Regions from separate parts of the Homo sapiens genome. Here regions 2, 3 and 4 are each linked to region 1. A link is a loop called in an ENCODE intact Hi-C map of the cell type or tissue named here. Cell type or tissue: PC-3. All regions are shown on one strand. Region 1 has its middle 53 kb from the start of BRMS1L. Region 2 overlaps MBIP (MAP3K12 binding inhibitory protein 1). Region 3 has its middle 39 kb from the start of PTCSC3. Region 4 has its middle 120 kb from the start of LINC00609.

Region 1 (5,000 bases):
TAATCATCAGAAACACTGGGTTAGTTAATTTCTAGGTCATTATTGAAGATCATTCTTCTACCTTCTCTTTGTTTTTCTCTGGGCTGCATGTTAGGCCATCATTCTACTCCTTTTAGAAGATTTCATTCACTCATTGGCTTCAGCTACCATTTAGGTCCTAACAAATTCTAAATTTAAGCCTCTACCCTTACCCGAGTTATATATTCAAGTTGCCCATTGGGCATTTCCATCTGTTACTCTTAACACATTTACAACTTAATATAAAGAAAACCAAATATTATCTCCTGTGCACATTCCTCTCCCAGTCTGGAATGTACTCTATTTGTGCTTCCACCCTTGATACACACAATGACTCACATAAATTCAGACCTTGGAGAGGTTGTGGCAGGTAGCTAAACTCATGAATTTTGGAGCCAGATTAGCTGGATGTGAACTCTACCATTTATCGGCTGTATGACCTTGGGTAACTTCTTTTTTTTTTCTTTTTCTTTTTTTGAGACAGAGTTTCGCTCTTGTTGCCCAGGCTGGAGTTCAATGGTGTGATCTCGGCTCACTGCAACCTCCACCTCCTGGGTTCAAGTGATTCTCCTGCCTCAGCCCCCCAAGTAGCTAGGATTACAGGTGCGCACCACCACGCCTGGCTAATTTTTGTATTTTTAGTAGAAACAGGGTTTCACCATGTTGTCCGGGCTGGTCTCGAACTCCTGACTTCTGGTGATCCACCTGCCTCGGCCTCCCAAGGTGCTGGAATTACAGGCATGAGCCACTGCACCCCGTCAACCTTGGGTAACTTTTTAACCTTTTTGTGCCTCAATTTCCCCATCTGAAAATGGAAATAATACTTCATAGGGTTGTGGTGAGGACTTAATGAATATATGTCAAGTGTGTAGAACAGGGCATGTTACATGATAAATCCTATGTAAGGGCTGTTGATGAATTTGACTTCTCCTCACATCTGTGGAATTAGCTAGTCCTGTAGATTCTAACTCTGAAACATTTCTAACTGAAAGCATTCTCTTTTCTCTATTCCCACTGGTGCTGCCCTAGTTCAAGCCTCTGGTATATTTTACTGAAATAATTGTGATGGCCTAACTGGGTCTCTCTCTTTTTATTTTATTTTAATTTTTCTCTTTATAGCAAATATTACATTTCTAGAACCCAGAACTGATTTTTTTTTCCTCCCAGCTTTAAATCTTTTTTTCAAATCTTTTGCTTACCCAGAACTTCAATTCTACTTTTTCCAGGAAATGCTTCTTCCCTGATCTGACTGTGTGGTTCTAATGAGAACACCTCTTTCTCTAATACTGCACAATTCTTGGTCCTAGTTGAGTGCACTAGGTGAACGTGTAACTCAGCCTGCCCCAATTAAAACCCTTCTCTTGGATCTCTTAAACTATAACTGCAGGAAAAAGTATCAGTCTCCCTCTTATGTTGGAACTGGGACAATAAAGTTTGGAAATTATAGGCAATGACATTTCCTGCCCTGTGGAGACAGCTGAGGAGATGAGAGGTGGATGGGGAGTTTCTTGGCATTTAGCCTCGTGCTATGAGCTGACTCATAGTCCATCTGCACTCCGGTCTTCCTTGTGTTATGTGGGTCTTCTAATAAATTCCCCTTTTTCCAAACGATTTTGAGCTGGATTTCACACCCTTGCAACATTTATGATGCATCCTTAGAGCTTCATATTCTGTTGATATCCACTTTGAAAATCATCACAAACTTTTATAATTTCAGCACAAAGTCAAGGAATTAAAAAAAAAAGGTATTCATGGAATTACAAATATATGCATGAGAAAGAGAAAAGCAGTCCCTGACAACTAGGAACTGCGTGATAGGCCTTGGTGTTCTGTTGAACATAAACAATCTCACGGAACACCAACATCACGGCCACTCTGTGACCGTGAGGAAGTGGGGTCAACGCCCACCCCAACAACATCTTGTCTAAATATAGACAAAAACAAAGTCAGTCTGCAAACCACAAAAAATGTGGAACATTCCCCTATTCTGGCTAATGTGAATGACTTCTGCTTCTTTACCAATTATAGCATTAGCCTCACTTCATTCCACCTGCTTTATAAGTAAAACTCATTAAGATACTAAATTATGGGATTGCCCCCACTTCCTGACAGCATTTTATCCAGAGCAAAGCCCACTTCCTCAAACCCTACCAAAAATCTCCCAATAAAAGCCCAAATCCTATAAGTCCCTTTTAACACCTTCTTACTCAGACATCCACAGTTCCCTATGGTGTGGTTTCTCCCTCCCTGAAATGAGCAAGAAACCCAACTTGTGCAACTGCCGGTGTGTTCCTGGTGGCCTTTGGCTGGAAGGCATTGACACGTGGAACATTTAAAACAGTTTGCTGTAATAGTTTTTTTTTTTTAACTAGATTTAGACAATGATACAAAGTACATTCTGGACACAGATCTGGGAACTTCTAGTATATAATTATAATGGCTGATAAAAAACAGACTTTAATTTTCAATTACACATTATTGAAAGAATCACAAAAGACAAAAAGACAAGGCGAAAGGCATTTCCTGAATGCATTTTGTACTGCAATCTAAATTAGATAGTAGTACTTTGCTTCTAAAGCCAGAAAATAATATTAATATTTCTACTATATTAACCAGGGACTATCATCTGGAAATGTAAAAGCTACAGTCCCAGTGCATTTTCATTAAAACCTGAAGGTGGCAGTAAATTCCTACAAGACTTAGGTGCCTAGGTTAGAATTTGTATTTTTCCTCCTAATTATTCAAAATGGTATAGTGAGACTTCAGTTGTATTTAATCCTGTTGCATACTAATTAAGAGATGTTTAGGAAGAAGATAAAGCTCTACACAAGGATTATATTATTATTACTCTTTATTAGCTGAAAAAAATTCACCATGTAAAGGGCTTAGGGACATTGCAACTGGTTATATGCTTTAGAGTTACTGTAGAAACAAAGTATGTAATTAAACAAAAGGGAACATGAGAGCTTGTAATACAGATCAAAGTGCTCTGAAGGGATGTGGCAGTAAATATAATCATCCATCAGTATCCTCAGGGGATTGGTTCCAGGATCCCTGCAAATACCAAAATCTACAGATGCTCAAGTCCCTTATATAATATGGTTATTTGCATATAACCTATGCACATCATCCTTTAATTCATCTCTAGATTACTTGTAATTCTCAATATGATGTTGTGTAAATACTTGTTATACTGTATTGTTTAGGAAATAATGACAAGAAAAAAAGGACTGTACATGTTCAGTACAGATGAAACTATTCTTTTTTTCTGAATATTTTCCATCTGTGGTTGGTTGAACCTAGCTGATGTGAAACCTACAGATATGGAGGACTAACTGCATAGTTTATATTTATCTATTAAATAATAACCATGTTGTAGATTTTTGCCCCACATTTCTCCCAATTTTGTCCTCAAAATTCTTAAAATAGAATTTTGTATGGTTGTGTTTTTACCTAATTATCTACTATAATCAATATAATCTCTGGAATATTATTAATCAGGGAAGGCTTAACTGATAATTTAATATAGACAATTTACAAATAGCAAGTTAATATTCATACTGGAAAATGAGTTACTTTGTTGATCTTTTATATAAAGATCTAGAACTAGATTGTTTCATAGTTTCTTTTCTTAGAGAGTAAACATTATCATTGGTCCACTGAATTATATCCAAAGTTATAGTAATGTTTTAATGACCTCAATATATAGGCATGAGATTATTAGAACTTTGAAAATTGGGAAGAATAGGATTTCTGTAATCTTTTTAGATAAAAGTTAAATGGGAGCGAGAAGGAGACGGATGTTGAGAGAACGAGGAGGAAGGAGAGAAAATGGCGTCAACGGATTACAGTATCTATAGCCAAGCTGCAGTGCAGCAGGGCTACAGTGCTTACGCTGCCCAGCCTGCTCAAGGATATGCACAGACCACCCAGGCATATGGGCAACAAAGCTATGGAACCTATGGACAGCCCACTGATGTCAGCTATACCCAGGCTCAGACCACTGCAACCTATGGGCTATGCAACTTCTTATGGACAGCCTCCCACTGGTTATGCTACTCCAACTGCCCCCCAGGCATACAGCCAGCCTGTCCAGGGGTGTGGCACTGGTGCTTATGATACCACCACTGCTACAGTCACCACCACCCAGGCCTCCAAGCTGCTCAGTCTGCATATGGCACTCAGCCTGCTTACCCAGCCTATGGGCAGCAGCCAGCAGCCACTGCACCTACAAGACCATAGGATGGTAACAAGCCCATTGAGACTAGTCAACCTCAATCTAGCACAGGGGTTACCAACCAGCCTGGCCTAAGATATGGACAGAGTAACTACAGTTATCCCCAGGTACCTGGGAGCTACCCCATGCAGCCAGTCACTGCACCTCCGTCCTACCCTCCTACCAGCTATGATCAGAGCAGTTACTCTCAGCAGAACACCTGTGGGAAACCGAGCAGTTATGGACAGCAGAGTAGCTATGGTCAACAAAGCAGCTATAGAAAGCACCCTCCCACTAGTTACCTACCCCAAACTGGATCCTGCAGCCAGGCTTCTACACTGGAGGAGACTTCTGCATCAAGTTTTGAACGACTGATGAGTAAGTGCTCACCAGGTGAGGAGGAGCTCAGGGAACAGTTGGTATAAAGGCTTAGAGGTATGTGGGAGTTGGGATGAGTTTGGGGAGCAGCAAATTACCTGGGGTGCAGGGAGGAAATGGTGAGAGATGAGAGTAAAATAAAAGTTGCTAGAATTGTGAAGGGGCTGTCTTCGTTGTAGATAGTGAACTAGGTGAATTTGGATTATTGTACATGTGTTGCTGAATATTCTTGGTGATAGTTTTCTCCCCTTGTTGATGTTGAAGCTGATAGTGATTGAAAAGATTTAGTTTGTTAAACTTAGTTAATAACTTTTTAAATTTAAAAAAAATTTTTTCAGAACAATTCGAACTTTTTTTTTTTTTTTTTTAAAGGAACAGGATCTCACTC
Region 2 (5,000 bases), 430 kb after region 1:
TAAATGGAGAGGGAGACTCAGTCTCTGCACCCAGTGAGGACTTGGGTTTGAGCAGGGTGCAGTAGTGACACATGATTGTAGTCCCACTGACACAGGAGGTTGAAGCAGGAGCATTACTTGAGCCTAGGAGTTCAAGTACAACCTGGGCAAGACTGGACTATCTCTTTTTTCTTTTTTTTTTAGAGTTGTCACTTAGTATCTTAGGCATGTTTGCTTGGGCTCTTTAAACTTCAATTTATTTATCTGTACAGTGATAACACCACCACCATCTCAAAAGGGTACTATGACCTTTTAAGTGAATTGACATACACATAACACTTCCTGAGTGACTGGCACTTACTGTTCAAGAAATGTTAGGAGCTAAATGAAAATTTGGTGACTAAATGAACTGCAATTTTTTAACCATTTGCAAAGGTTCATTATGAGGTGCCACTTAGCACTTTGCTTACCTGTCTGTAACCGCAAGTGGGCCTCAATATTTTGTAGTCGTTCTTCTACAGCCTGATTACCACAGTCTCGAAGCATGCTGTTAGGTTTATGACCTGACCCTGGAATTCCTTCAGGTCTAGTCTGTGGTCCGTATGTATTCACAACTCTAGAAACTAAATTAAGAAACTTTTGAGCCTATATACATTTGTATTTCAAAAATCAGAAATTCTTATTCCTTAACAGCACTTTATATTTTTTTCATAAAGACCATCTAACCACAAGTATGAAGGACGGCAAGATGTTTTTGTTTTAAAATAAAATTTAGATGGGAAAGTTATTTCTATTCCATTTTGCTAATAATCTAGACTTCTGTCAGTGACTCAGATGTCATGTGGTGGTTACTTACCTTTTACGTGACTTTTAAATCCGGGGTAAGGGGTAAAAATCGCATCAGTTCTTGCACAACTATTTTCTAAGGAGAATTTAGATAAATATAAGTTTAAATATATTCTTCCCTTCAAATGTATGAGATTTTAATAAACTTTCAATAATTCATATTAACATTTTACTCATAATAATTTTAATAAATAATAGTAACAATAAATTACTATCACACATAGGATAGAATTTAGTGACCTTCTTTACCTGTCAAAATTTATCATAATATCTAATATTCTTACCTAATGTTCAGATTTATATACAGAAAAGCCATCAACATTAAGTGGCACAAATTGATACAATTTTGAAAACCAATGTCACTATTTGGGCCACTGGAGAAAATAATCTACCATAGAGTATTTAAATTCTACTTCATCGTAGAAATAAAACTCATCATTTTTACTAGAATTCTTTTAATTCAGCATTTTTTATTTTAATGACCAAATTAGTGAACATCCAACAAAAAGAATTATTTAACATTTTTATTTCAGAACTCCACACAAAGATGACCTCAAAACCTCAAGTACACATACATTTCCACTCTACCTAGATTTCCAGTGCTCATTTTAAAAACCCTTCATCACAAAAGTCATCTACTTCTTCTTATCCCACCACTTTTCAAAAAAGTTTCATTTTAGTAAAGGTCTATTGTGAAAATTTGTCCCTATTTTTTTCCAAGCTGAAAAGTAGTTTCTTTCAAATTAAGTATCAATGCATAAATTACAAAAGGGGAAAATTGGAAAGATGTTAACATATAATACAACTAATTAACATAATTGTTATATATTAACATACGATACTACATAGTAATAATATATACTTATGTTTGAAATAATGTTTAAAGGCCACACATTGGCAGTAAATCTCCTGTAAAATTCCCCTGAATATTTTGTAAAAAATGGCTGGTAAATGAGATTCTTTAAAAAAAATTATTTTTTCCCCCCTATGAAATTTGATTTTTAAAAATTCCACTGCTTATAGTTAGGTTAAATTTGTAGGTATTAAAAGGAACACACTAACATATTAAAATACATTTGTATTTTTTTCAGTTGAACTTTCCTTAGTAGTTCTGTTGATAAATCAAATAGTATGCATAAAATTCCAAATCCACTTAGCTTTTATATCTAGAGACTAAATAGACATCTTTCCTCCTTTTTTTTTTTTTTGGAGGCACCTCAAAATATGCTTAAAGGGCCATCCTTTCTCCATTCTCTTCCTACCATTTCATGGGGCTAAGGGTTAAAAAAAGAAGCTATCATCCATTCCAGAACTATATTCCAAACATATAGATTAACTGACCATCAGTGAGAAATTCAGCATGGTGTGAGTGTATGACTGCTAGTCACTCTCCACAGCAATTCTTGCTAGCACTGTTTTGAGCCAGCAAAGAATTGAATGGGCCAAGGAATCCTGCTGAGCATTTCAATTCTCGTCAATTTCTATCCCCTGGTGGTTTATAATAATAGAGTTAGCAGGGAGAACAGAGGAATAACATTAGTGACACATGTGCTTGCTCTCTCAACAAACCCTTTCTCATAGTCGCTTGTAGTTGGTTGTAGTACCTGAGATTTTGCCATTGTTGCACCTGTTCTGAAAAGCTAACAGGAAAATATACCAAATTTAGAGATGCACATGTGTAATGTTAATAGTAGCACACAGCTAAATTCAGGACCCAATACCAGCCTATATTATTTCATTAAGAGAATCAGTGTACCAATGTGATATGAGTCATTTCTAGGTTCATCTGACAATTCTATGTTCATAATAATTAGCCATGAGATATTAGAGGCAACAAGAAACATGTTCATTCCAATTATGAACTCTTCTCCATAATTTTTCCTAAGAACTACTTGTTCTGATTATTACTATGGTGCCTGAGTATAATCTATGGCACTGCATTGCAATATTTTGTATTCTGCAGCATACTTGCAGATTTGTAAATGTACTATAGCATCAAGTAGAGAGGTAAAGGTGAATCAGATGAAAAACAGCAAATGTATGCACTATGGCAGAAAGGAAAAAAGCAAGACACCATGGTCTTCATGATAAATTGGTTGTATCGTGACACAGGACATTTCAAACAGCTCAGGAGTAGTGAGAAAACTGCTCCCTCTGGAGGAATATTAACTTTACTAAGTTCACTTACGTATTAACATCATGATTTCACAGTACATGTATAGGTTTGAAATTCATAGAGCTCAGTTCCTTTTACTAGTGAGATAGATCAACCTTCTCACTCGTACCTCACCTTCATTTCCTAAAGGAACTTTAAAATAATCTTCACCTGTGATAAACACTTTTTAATGTTAGCATTTACTTTGTGTAACCAAAATGAAAACCAGTTTGCAATATAGTCTATTATTAAGCAGAAGGAAACTCTACTGTCTTAATTACTAACTAAATCCATGAAATAAATTGAATTGTGTTCTAAAAGCTATTCATTTAAAAAATAAATAAAAGATTAGAGCAACTATAAAAATTGTGCTTAAAACCCTATGAAAATTAATTTCCAGGTAGTTACCTTGATTACAATCAATAACATTGCAAAATTCCCTGACGTTGTTTTCATTGATTTCAGCTTGCTTTCTTTCAATAAATGCAGATATTCGTCTGTCAATCTACAAACAACAAGTTTTAACAGTGTAAACATAAGATTTTTTAAAATAATACCCTCTCGCCCCCGCCAAAAAACCTTCTTACTTCTGCTTTTCCAGCCTTTATCTGAACTACTTCTGGATCAAAATGGATCTGTGTCTTTTTCACATCTCTTAAATCACTTTCTTTGTGCTTTTCTTCCTCTTGTAGGTCGCCAATGGAAAATTTGTCATTTACTTCATTTTTGTTCCCCATTTCTGTTCTTCCTATCTCTTCAACAGCAGTTGTATTCTCCTCTTTAATCGGAGACTGAAGTTTTGCTAAAAAAGGCTGAGAACAACACAATTCCATCTGCTGAGGTTCAATCTGACCAAAATTAATTACACACTTAATATATTTACATAAATTTCTGCTAAGTAAATGAAATACTTAATATCAGTTAATAAATATAAAAAGTTGGTATACCAGGACACATAGATCTGACCACATATAAGTACTCACTATTCTCTGCTATTGTAACCATTATCATTTGCTATAAATTTGTTTTTTAAAAAAGGAGAGAGGAAAAAAGAAAAGAAAAAAGAAAAGAAAACCTAAGGAAATTTAAAATTTTCTTTGAGAGAATCATTCTGTCACTCATCTTTTATTTTGTGCCAAATCAAAGCCTTCAGCCTCTGGCACCAATGCCACTTAATTAACATGTCATTCAAATGCCTCCTCAGAACACTAAGGCTTAGTATTTTTCCTCCTTAACACGAGAGCTAGTGCTCTCACTCAGCAAAGCCCTGCATTATCACTGTATCACTGGAGATTCTCCACTTGAAACTGCAGTTGGCCAATGTGAATGAGGAAGCATAGACATGAAATATATAGGTGTTAGGCTGAGTGAACACTCAGACTTTTCCTGACATGGCAAGATATCTTTTGGTCATAAAATTAAATTTTAAAAAAGAAAACGAACAAGAAAAAAAAAAGATCTATAGCTGAAAACAGGCAGAGGCCTATCACTATACTACAGGGGGAAAACCCCTGTTGTAGAATTTAAACTATATTACTCATTTACTGTTCCCCTCCCCCACTCCCCACAATGAGGTCTCATTTGAGTTCTAGAGCTCACTGCTCTGCCCTTTAAAAACAGGGTTAACTATTACTTTTAACATGAAACAGTTAAAATTTCCCACAAAGTCAATGAATGGAGGGCTGAAAATTAATGCCTATTCCATTAGTCAAAACACACTAACACTAATAACGTTCCAATTATTTTTTTCATACCTACAATTTTGCTTCCATTGTTCGCTATACTACTCTTTTGAAATCTTATAACACCTTAATCACAGTAAACTGACCAATCCAGTTTTTCCACTTATCTTTTTGACACTTCACATTTTACACTTTGATTAGAGATAAACTGCAAACTTACATCAATTATAATTGCAAAGATGTTCAATTAGAAACCAGCAAGGTCATAATACTGTTCAGTTATTAACATGAAATATTTAAAAATATAACAACACTATTATAAATACCAATTCAATATT
Region 3 (5,000 bases), 340 kb after region 1:
TGAGACTAACTTTCTTACTGTGAAATATAGAAACCTGAGTCATCATTACCATAAACTCATAGCAGATCTATAGTTACCTTTGAAATAAAAGGGGATTACAGGACATTCTTGTTTTGATGGTGGGCTCCAGTTTCTCATCCTCAAAAATTTGGTTCTCATATTAAAATACTATTAATACAAAAATTATGCCATATGAAGTGAGTATCCAAAGATTTCTAAATAAAACATGTACTGAAATTAGTAAAAATTTCTCATAGTGTTATATGGGATTAACGGCGATTTCACAAATGGGAATACCTTTTTAATTCTTTCTACTTATTTACCTATTTATTTGGAAGTACAGTATTACAAACTAGGGAGCGGCTAAGACTGGCTAAGCAATCATGCTGGAAATTATTGCATAGCTCAGCAAAATATCCTAAAAATAAAAATATGCCTTACTTTTATGTCCAGGAACTTTTTATTATTTCTGACTTAGAAAATGTTATTTCTAAATTTTTAATGCTAGTTATACTTCTTTCTTTTGGTCACCATAAGGCTTTCTAGCACTTTCCTCAAAGGAAGGGAAATTAAATAAATGGGTATAACTCAGTCCACTTTGGTGACAGCTTGTTTGTGAGCTCGAGTTTGGAGACAGAATAAATTGGACTATTTGCTAAAATGGGGTTTTAGGATTATTCAAGAGGAAACAATTTCATGTATGGCTTTTCACTCTGGTTAGTCTTTGATTGTAGATCCTACATTTATTACTGTGTAGTCAGTATGCTTACAACTGGGCATCCCAATGGCTAGGAGATAATGTGAGTCTCTGGACAAACACTCCTGCTGAGCCAGAAATGCTGTCAGAATTTCCTCAAAGAATGATCTCAGTGTTTGTCTTTATTCTGATTTCAATCACACGGTGATTTGTCAGGGCTTTATAAATGCAATTTAATCCTGTTCAATTTCCAAGGAGGGGTGAACATGCAACAAAATGAATTAACTAGGCCAATCATAATCAAACACTGCAGAAAGCCAGGCAGAACCCACCATATGCCAAGGGTGTATAGATCTCATCCTGCCTGGGAAAACTTGACACTCCGCCTGGTGCAGGGATTGGGAGGGTAACTGAGGGAGGTAAGGAGGTAGGATATCCCTTAGGGAAGGAGCATCACTCCTCTCAGGAGATCTGTTCCTATGACTTTCAACAAAGCACCACCGAATTGTCATTGTATTTTGTGAGTAGCTAAATTCTTCTGGGAATTAAGGAAAAAATTTGAAGTTGCCATGAAGGTAGCCTCTTCCCAATTACACCTTAGCTAAAGGTAGCACTCTGATTCTCTGAGGATAATTGGTCCATCTAATAAAATCACATTGAATCTGGAGCAATCCTGAGTGTTTTCTAAGCTCAAGCTAAGAAATGCTGCTTTCAAGGGGCAGCAGTACAGCATTAAGAACATGGTATGGCCCTGCGGGCTGGTTTTACTACTGATTACTTATGTGACCTTGGGTGAGTGACTTAACTTCAATGAGCTTTTGTTTTTTTTTTTTTTCATTTGTAAAATGCAGATAATACCCTCATGGTGTTGATGTTGAAATTAAGGGAGACAATGAAAGTAAAGTGCTTAGTACACTGCATGGCATGTGGTAAATGCTCCATAAACATTCATGTTATTGTTTTCAGTATAAGCAGTCAAAAATACCAAAATTTTTCTTCATGCAACAAATATTTATTGTGCGTTTACTATATGCCAAACTTGCCAAATACTGGAGAATATTTGAAAAATACCTTATTCAGTGACCAAAGTAAGAATCTGCATCTCTGTTGTTGGCTGTAGATGGCAATTTCTGCTTCCTGGCCTTACTTCTTTAAAGAAAAAAATTTCCCATGCATTAGTCACTTAGATCAACCCATTGCCACATTTTTTTAGTGTTGAAAGCTAATATATTTTAGTAATGCTTCAATGAACTGTGGTAGCAACAAATAAAGAAATTGACTTCTGTCCCAAAATATGGGGAGTAGAGTTGTAATCAGGATTACAAAAAAAAAGGGGCCAGTATTACAAGCTGCTAAAATGCTTTTGCGTGGATTATTGTTTTATTTGGACCCCCTCCACCCTTTAAATCTGATACATGCTAAGATTTTCATGGGCACAGCCACCTCCTAATATGTGGTTTTGCTTCTCTGCAAGCATGGAATCCCCTCTGCAGTTATGTTTGCCTGTGCATCTCCGGCAGCTGGAGGACGAATCACATCAGGCTGATGAGTGTGTCACGCTCTTCATCCCCCAAGTGAGTGCACTCCCAGGCCCACCTTTCTGGAAAATGTTCTTTGGTGCAGGGTGCATGGTGGGCCAGGGAATTGTCTGGGCTTCCCATTAATCTCAGAGGATGGGAGGGTAATCCCTTCACAAATATGGGAATGGGGGCTGCTCTGAGGCTGGCAAATAATAAACAATGAGGGTTTCTTTTTTTTCTTTTTAATCCTGGATTCCTCCAGCCCTCCTCTCTGTAGTCCTCAGCAATAACTTAGCCCTTGTCTTCCTCTCTGAAGGATTTAAATGGAATGACCTTAATTCTCGCTTTGTTTGCACTCTATCTCTTAAGGAGCTGTGATGAAGACCAAGACAAACAGTAGATTAACAGTGCTACCTTTTATAAGGCTGATTAGTTCCTAAAATATGCTGAAAGGAAACAAAACCAAAAAGAAAAAAGAGTGGAAAGGGGGGTGAGACAGAAACCTTTGTCGGTGAGTTTGAAACAGCTCCATTTCTTTCATTAGTTGCAGATATTGACCTTCCGATGAAATATTTTCTTTGTGTGGGAAGGCTTTGCCAGGGTAGCATTTATTAGGCAGGTGCCTGGTAAGTGTTTCTAAGCAAATATTACTTTACTGCCTAATTTTGGTTTAAGGGGAGAGTTGTACCAGGGATGAATTTGGAAAACATTTGATGATGGTTCATCTGCCACCCCTTAGAGCAGGGGCTATCGAGTGGTTGACAGTATCCAAATCAGAATTCCAAAGACGCTGTTCCATCCGGAATCATTAAGAGGAACACAGCCTCTTAGAATCTCATTCAGCTCCTCTGGATTTGAAGGAATTTACAGAGAAACTTCCAAGACACCTCAGCTATATCCAAACGAAAGCCTAAGCATTATGGTTTGGCAGAGCTGAAAATGTGTCTCTGGAAAGAAAAAAAAATTATATAAAGCTCCACAGAAAATATTTCTGGGCATCAGCTTGTTTCCTTTGAGGGATGGGAGGTTGTTCCTGAAATTGTTCAATTTGATTTAAAGTTAAATAAAAATGTGAAAGACCAGGGTACATTAATAAGATGATCCACCTGCTTATAATAATAGGATAATTCACATCCTCATTGTCAGAGTAGAAAGGATCCCAATAAGGTCAGTCTTTAAACTCAGTATGTTTCATTCTTTGGTGCTGTCTCACTTAGATTCTCAGCGCCACTTGTCTGCCCTTCTTTTCCACTATGCACCTTTATTGCAAATTTAGTTCCATTAGGTAGATGCTTGCATCGTTATGAAGCCTGATTCCATCATTTTCAAAGTGCCAAGCCATTTGAATACGATACGGTCCTTGGTCATATTTAATCCAAACATTTACACACATCCAGCCCCTTCTTATCTTTTTAAATAGGATGCAGGGCTTATTTTTAAATTACATCCTCATTCATGCTCCGTAAAAGCATCAAGTAAAACCATCCATGGGATTTACATTCTGGTCCATAGTTGTTGCTTCCAATTCCTGGCATGGCCATTAAATCCTAGCCTCAGCATAATTCTCGGCATGACACTCTTGTGTCGAGGCAAAAAAGGAAAAACAGAAACAGCCATTTTTTTTTCTCTCCCAGAAATTAAGCTGCATGGAGGAGCACTGTAGCTTTTGCTTCCTTCCCTATGTATACCTAATTTAAAGGGCATCTTAAAATAAGGCTCCCCAGAAAAGGGATGTCAGTGGGAAGTTGAGGTGCTTGAAATAAAGCAAGTGCTTACTAAAAACGGATATGTGCATGATTTCTTTTATCACATGTCAATTAGATGTACATCTATTCAGGGGAGGTTTCTGTTGATATAATGAGTTTTCCTGTGACTTGAGTGCCATAACTGTCACCACAGCATCCCAAAAGTCCTGAGTCATCTGTGGTTGCCCCTCAAACCCTTGGTACGGTCTATTCCATGAATTCCCCCTTTCCCCCAACAAGCTCACTCTCCTATCAGCTTCTAGTCTCAGCTATTAGATTCAGTCATATAACAAGTACACAGATGCCCCAAAGCTATAGAGCCTTAGCTTGCTTTCTTCAATTTCTATGCAGTTACTGGCATCATAAGAAATCTCTTATCAATTTGGAAAGGCAATTGGAACAAACTAGTGTTTGCTTAATTAAACCCACACCCACACCCACACACACACACACACCCTGGTCTCCACCTACCTTGTCTCATTTTGTACTTAGAAACTCCTGATGGTGCACTGGGGGCTGCAGGGAGAGTCTGCATGAGATCCCCAAATGATCACAACTGTGCAATTGTCCTGGGTGCACTTCTCTGATAGGCTGCCATTTGTTCCCACTCACCTAGAGAGCTTGTGGATAGCCTGAGAGGGTTGAGCGTGTGTGTGCGTTTTAACAAATTTTCAAAAGTTGCCATGGGGAGAGAATAGAAAGAAAGCCCTTCAAAAAGGAAAATTATTTTCACAGCATCATCACTAGAAAACACCCCTGCAATGGATATCTTTGAAGGTCGGCTGCAATCTGAACTAATTGGGGAGGGAGGGAGAGCTTTCAATTTTGCTCACCTTTTATAAGGGGTCTCAGAGAAGTGGTCGGTAGCCAAATGCTTCCTGCAATGAGTGGTTTGGGCACTTTCTAAGCAAAAAGGAAAGGCTCTTCCAGCTTCTTCTTGTTCATGTCACTGAGAGAGGTCACCACCTGCCCTCTTACTTGCCACTTCTGATTATTGGGTAGGTTCTGCTCCAAAAGTCATCTTTTGTGGTGAGGACA
Region 4 (5,000 bases), 75 kb after region 1:
GATGTATTCCCATCCTTGAGTTCCTGCACATAAAATCTAGTCCATGCACAGAAAAGGCCACACTTTAAGGGCTTGAAAACAACACCAGAAGAATCTGGCAAAGAGTTCTTTACTGAAATTAGGGAAATTGGGAAAGTAACTTTGTCCTTTGTCTATCTTCAGGGAAAAACATAGGCTGGTGGGAAAAACAAGGGATTTCGGCTAAATCCTTTCTGATTCTTCCTACAATAGCATTTAAGTGCTTGCTTTCTAACCCTTATCAAATGATTGATATTGACTTTTCCTCGCTTAAGTAAAATTCATCCTTTGTTTAATTTCTGTCCAGTGAACAAAATGCTAGTAACTTTTTCTGGGTGTAGTCTCAACTAATAGTTTCAATTAGCCAAAAAATTTATTTAGAATCTTCAGTATGTGGCATATGCAAGATTTAAGAAATTAAATTACTCCCCTCTCCGATCTCCCTTATGAACCCCCCACCCAAAAGTCAGCACACTTTATTTCACTTGATTGCATAAAAGACCTAGCAGAACGACCTCAGCTGCTTTTTATTTTTTTAATTTGTGAGTTTGAGTCGGCTGAGCCTTGTCAATAATTCCCTTAAGTATCCAAAGGAACCCTTCTCTTTCTTTGGCTTCTTGTCTCCCACAGGGCCCATTATCTCTATTAGCCTGCCTTAGAGAAGGAAGAGACATTCACGACATGGTCTAACTTCTCTGAAGTCAAGGATGCCTTCAAAAGCAAAGTTTGGGCCACTGGGGGAGGGACTGCAGGAAAGGAGACCACAGGGAGGAGGGAAGGAATTATAAACAAAGGGACAGCTGTGTATTGGCCCATTCTTTCTGGACAATTGTGGAGCTTCTTTAGAGCCACTGAAGAAAGTAAAATCCAGAGGCACCTTTAAAAAAATGCCATTTAAGGTCTGACTTCTTAAGCTTATCTGCATAAAAAATAAGGATAAAAGAAATAATGCAAGCCAGGTGGCAAGATTCTAACCCAATCCGGTTTTCAGTTATGTTTATTTTGTAAAAAGCGACCATTACATTCTCTATTTGGCAATGATGGGGTTCAGGACATGGTACTCCAAAATATCGCACCTTGGCATTTGAGAAAACAGCAGAAGCAAGGAAGTCATTCTCACCCCGTCTGCGTTCTTCCCCTGAAGCAGGTAAGAAAACCTGGAAGGGTTTTCTGATTTTCCTCTGAAGAGGGTCATAAGACACTCATTTGAGAGGTGCCCTTCCTCTACCAGGAGGAAAGGAACATCCTTACCTCTGAAGACACAGGAACACAGAGAAGAATCTGAACAAACAGGTCTTGCTAAGTACTCCCCACCCCCATTTATTAAATTAGATCATACTTTTTATCCAATCATGTCTTCGTGACTCTCGACTTGTTTGTCAAACTTAAAAATTATAAAGGTTTACCACTTTCTTCTAGTCTTCATTTCCTTATGAAGGCTCCCGTGTTCTGCAAAAGTGATATTAAGTAAATGTGTATGCTTTTCTCTTGTTAATTCTTCTTTTGTTATGGGGGGACTCAGCCGTGATCATCGAATGGGTGAGGGAAAGATATTTCTCTTTCTCTACAGAAATATGCCAGAATAACCCAAATGGGTAAGCCAGGGCATCCCTTGGTTGCAGTTTCCTGGACCAAGACCTAAATACCCTCAGATGCTACCCCACTTAAATGATCTATGCTATTTTTGCACTTTAGAATACATACTAATCCTTCTGGCTTCTAAATTGAGCTGTTTATGTGAAGGATGGTCATGCAGCCTTCAGGTCCCACTAAGAAGCCATAGATTTAAAAACTTTAAGTTTAGGCTGGTGCTGTGGGTCAGGCCTATTATCCCAGCACTTTGGGAGGTTGTGGCAGGTGGATCCCTTGAGCTCAGGAGTTCCAGACCCGCCTGGGCAACATGGCGAAACCCTGTCTTTACAAAAAACTACAAAAATGAGCCAGGTAGGGAGGCGCCTGTAGTCCCAGCTACTCAGGAGGCTGAGGCAGGAGAATCGCTTGAGCCTGGGAGGTGAATGTTTCAGTGAGCTGAGATCGCATTACTGCACTCCAGCCTGGGCAACAAGCCAAACCCTGACTCAAATAAAATAAAATAAAATTTAAGTTTATAAAATCTTAAATAGCTTTGGGTGAAGTATGATTAATAAAGAAGGAAATTATGGAGAGAGAAAAAAGAATTTTTTTCCCTTGATTGTGTAATTTGGATTTTCTTTCCAAATAAATAGCTGCTTCCACTAGCCAGGTGGAAGCATCTACGTCTGTGACCACAATGAGGCGCTAGGAAGGTGGTGCACGCAGAGTGTGCCTTGCCCTCAGCATCTCTTCATTTAGCTGCTCCTGAGTTGTATCCTTCATAATAAACTGGTAAGAGTAAGTACAAAATAAAAATTAGCCAGTTGTTTCTCTTACTAACATGACATGAAAATATTTAATTTTCTTAGCGAATTGATGGCAAAATTCCATTTCTGAGGAGTGAAAGATCAAAGATTAACTTTATTATTTAAAAAATAACTTTTTCTAAGTATAAAATTAATTCATTTTCATTATGAAAAATTAGGGGAAAATGAATGTGACATTACATTAAAAATCACAAATAATTTATAAGACCTTCTTGCTTCATAATTAATCTAGCTTGAGGAAAATAGTAGGAAAAACTTACTAGAATTAGAAGGCGAGGAATAGTGAGGGAGAAACCTTCTTTTATATGCCTGCAAAAGAGAAAGAAAAAAAAAATTCTTAGGGCTAGTTAGTGGCTTTGGGGCACCTGTCTCTTTCCCTCTTGGGCCTAGAACTGCTGACCTGGAATATGATTCCCCATAAGACTTTAACATATGTGAGCGAGAGGATTGTGTGGAGACACCTTGGAGCTGAAGTCTTAAAAGGAAGCTCCTGTATGAGAGCTGCCCAGCACCAGCTGCTGGCTTGGTGACCAGATACAGTGAGGCACCAGGAGGGCCCCTGTGCAGGGTCAGATAGACGATGTGGGTCCCTGAGAATTCCCTCCATGAAAATCATTCGTCTTTAAACGAGATCAGAACAAGTTCTTGGGGCCTACTCTTTAGTTGGGAGTTCCCCAGTGTTATCATTCTGGAATATTTAAAAAATCATGGCTGGGCACTGTGGCTCACGCCTGTAATCTCAACTTTGGGAGGCCAAGGCGGGCAGAGCACGAGGTCAAGAGCTCAAAACCATGCTGACCAACATGGTGAAACCCCGTCTCTACTAAAAATATAAAAACTAGCCCGGCGTGGTGGCATGCACCTGTAGTCCCAGCTACTTGGGAGGCTGAGGCAGGAGGATCGCTTGAACCCAGGAGGCGGAGGTTGCAGTGAGCCAAGATCACGCCACTGCACTCCAGCCTGGGTGACAGAGTGAGACTCCATCTAAATAATAATAATAATAATAATAATAATAATCCATGTGGGTTGAGTTCATGTGTGTGTGTGTATGTACACTGTATGCTTTGGACTTTATCTTCCAGTAAAATTATAACTTTGAAAAGTTAGCTGAGGTGATAAGATATGCTATACTTTTTTTTGTATGCTATTTTTCATTTGGGAGTGGAGAAATGGTTTTCAAGGAGCTGAAGAACTAAAGTAGTATATTTTATATATTACTTCTGTATATTTTGACTTGTAGTGAGTAGCCAAGCAAAATCTTGGGCCCTCTGAGAAGGCTGAGGTTGTCATGCAAATGACCTTGCTCTGCAGACTCTCACCAGCAATTAAGGATTAGGAATCTGGGAGGCTTCAGTACTGGTTCGTCTTGATGTAAAGTTTGGATGATAGTGGGACTCTAATTTTGGGCTATTCTTCCATGTGAATGTGTGGGAATCATGTATATTTGTGAATAATTCAGAAACTCAGGGGTCTTAAAGTGAATTTTAAAATTATAAAAATCCTAACTTTTCAGTTCCTTTTATGTGTCTTCCCAGAAATATCTGTTTAGAAGGAAAACTTGGGAGCTGGTCCATCATCTTTTTTCTTTCATTTGCCGTGATTAGGGGAAGAGGGGCTACAGAATTGGTTTGGTCATCACCTCTTCATAATTTAGTTGTGATTCAAGATGTTCTCTTATGAGAAGTAGCAATATGCGGCCATAATGTGACATCTGTTTTGCACAATCAAAACATTCCTTTGCTGAGCTCAAATGCCCTTTTAGTGCTTCTGGGATAAGCCCCGAGAAAATGCTTTATCTGCTTCTGTACATCCATGAGGAAATAAACGGCTTTAAGAAAGCTTCTCAACTGGAGGTGTAACTCTAAGAAAAATTGGAACAAACGCTCACTTCATCTCTCACCCAAAATGTCTTCTGCAAACTTATTCAAAGAGCCTCAGAACCAGAAAGAGAAGGAGGCATATCTACACAATGTATCTGGAGATTGGAAGCTGGAGGCAGGATTGAATTGCCAGTGAACTTTGCACTGTGATTTCATATTGAAGTGGCTGCATCTGTGCCACCTGTGGATGGCATGATTGGAGCATTAGTCCTTGCTCAGCCTCCGCACCATTGATAACTCTGCTTAACATCGCCACAGCGGAAGCTTTGTTGGAAGCCGCAGTCACTTTGCTTCGGCAATGGTGTACATTGGTGCCCCATTCAACCTTTTTTTCTGACATTAGCACATTTGAATGGGCCACCAGTGAAGCCATTCAGCGAGAACATGCAACCGGGGTTTCTGGGTGGCCTAGAGCTGAGCTGAGAATTCTCATTAATGGACTGCAAGACTTAGCCTATTGAGGTACATGAACTCAGTGACCAAAGAAAAGTGAGACAAAGATGTCCCTCACAGGAACACGTAGGTCAGAAGTGGACAAAAGCAGACACGGACCAGTCAAAGCTATTTGATTACTGAGCTGAAAAGGGAACACCGACCGATCCCTGTGGTGGGGCAGCACAGCTGATTTGAGGGAAATCTCCAAATGCCCGCACACTCTGAGAGTGAGGCATTTACTAGAATTGCAGGTGGTGTGTGAAGTTAT

What was found. Peaks named below come from ENCODE experiments on the same cell type or tissue, not always from the same donor. Only the 100,000 strongest peaks of a DNase experiment are listed, where the experiment ranks them.
Region 2: a loop joins it to region 1, with 8 times the contacts of the local background. A loop is called at or near these places in 4 of 110 quality-filtered maps.
Region 3: a loop joins it to region 1, with 4 times the contacts of the local background. A loop is called at or near these places in 3 of 110 quality-filtered maps.
Region 4: it touches region 1 in a loop (6-fold over the local background); 10 of 110 quality-filtered maps call a loop at or near these places.

What each region holds. Positions count from the first base shown.
Region 1 is chr14:35,877,154-35,882,153 of GRCh38, forward strand. It overlaps the pseudogene EWSR1P2. Among named protein-coding and RNA genes, the nearest start is that of BRMS1L, 53 kb to the left of the region's middle. In PC-3, CTCF peaks have their summits at 2,699 (motif pointing right) and 2,707 (motif pointing right); DNase peaks (open chromatin) are centred at 348 and 1,518; H3K4me3 peaks cover 417 bases; H3K27ac peaks cover 2,261 bases.
Region 2 is chr14:36,311,124-36,316,123 of GRCh38, forward strand. It overlaps MBIP (MAP3K12 binding inhibitory protein 1), which reads right to left. Exons shown (of 9, transcript NM_016586.3): 3 at 3,568-3,792; 4 at 3,389-3,485; 5 at 836-901; 6 at 450-602. Among named protein-coding and RNA genes, the nearest start is that of MBIP, 7.0 kb to the right of the region's middle. In PC-3, a CTCF peak has its summit at 2,964 (motif pointing left); no DNase peak of the experiment used is centred here.
Region 3 is chr14:36,212,788-36,217,787 of GRCh38, forward strand. No RefSeq gene overlaps it. Among named protein-coding and RNA genes, the nearest start is that of PTCSC3, 39 kb to the left of the region's middle. In PC-3, no CTCF peak of the experiment used is centred here; a DNase peak (open chromatin) is centred at 2,614; H3K4me3 peaks cover 1,443 bases; H3K27ac peaks cover 422 bases; H3K27me3 peaks cover 1,709 bases.
Region 4 is chr14:35,952,084-35,957,083 of GRCh38, forward strand. No RefSeq gene overlaps it. Among named protein-coding and RNA genes, the nearest start is that of LINC00609, 120 kb to the right of the region's middle. In PC-3, a CTCF peak has its summit at 2,275; a DNase peak (open chromatin) is centred at 2,158; H3K27me3 peaks cover 1,530 bases.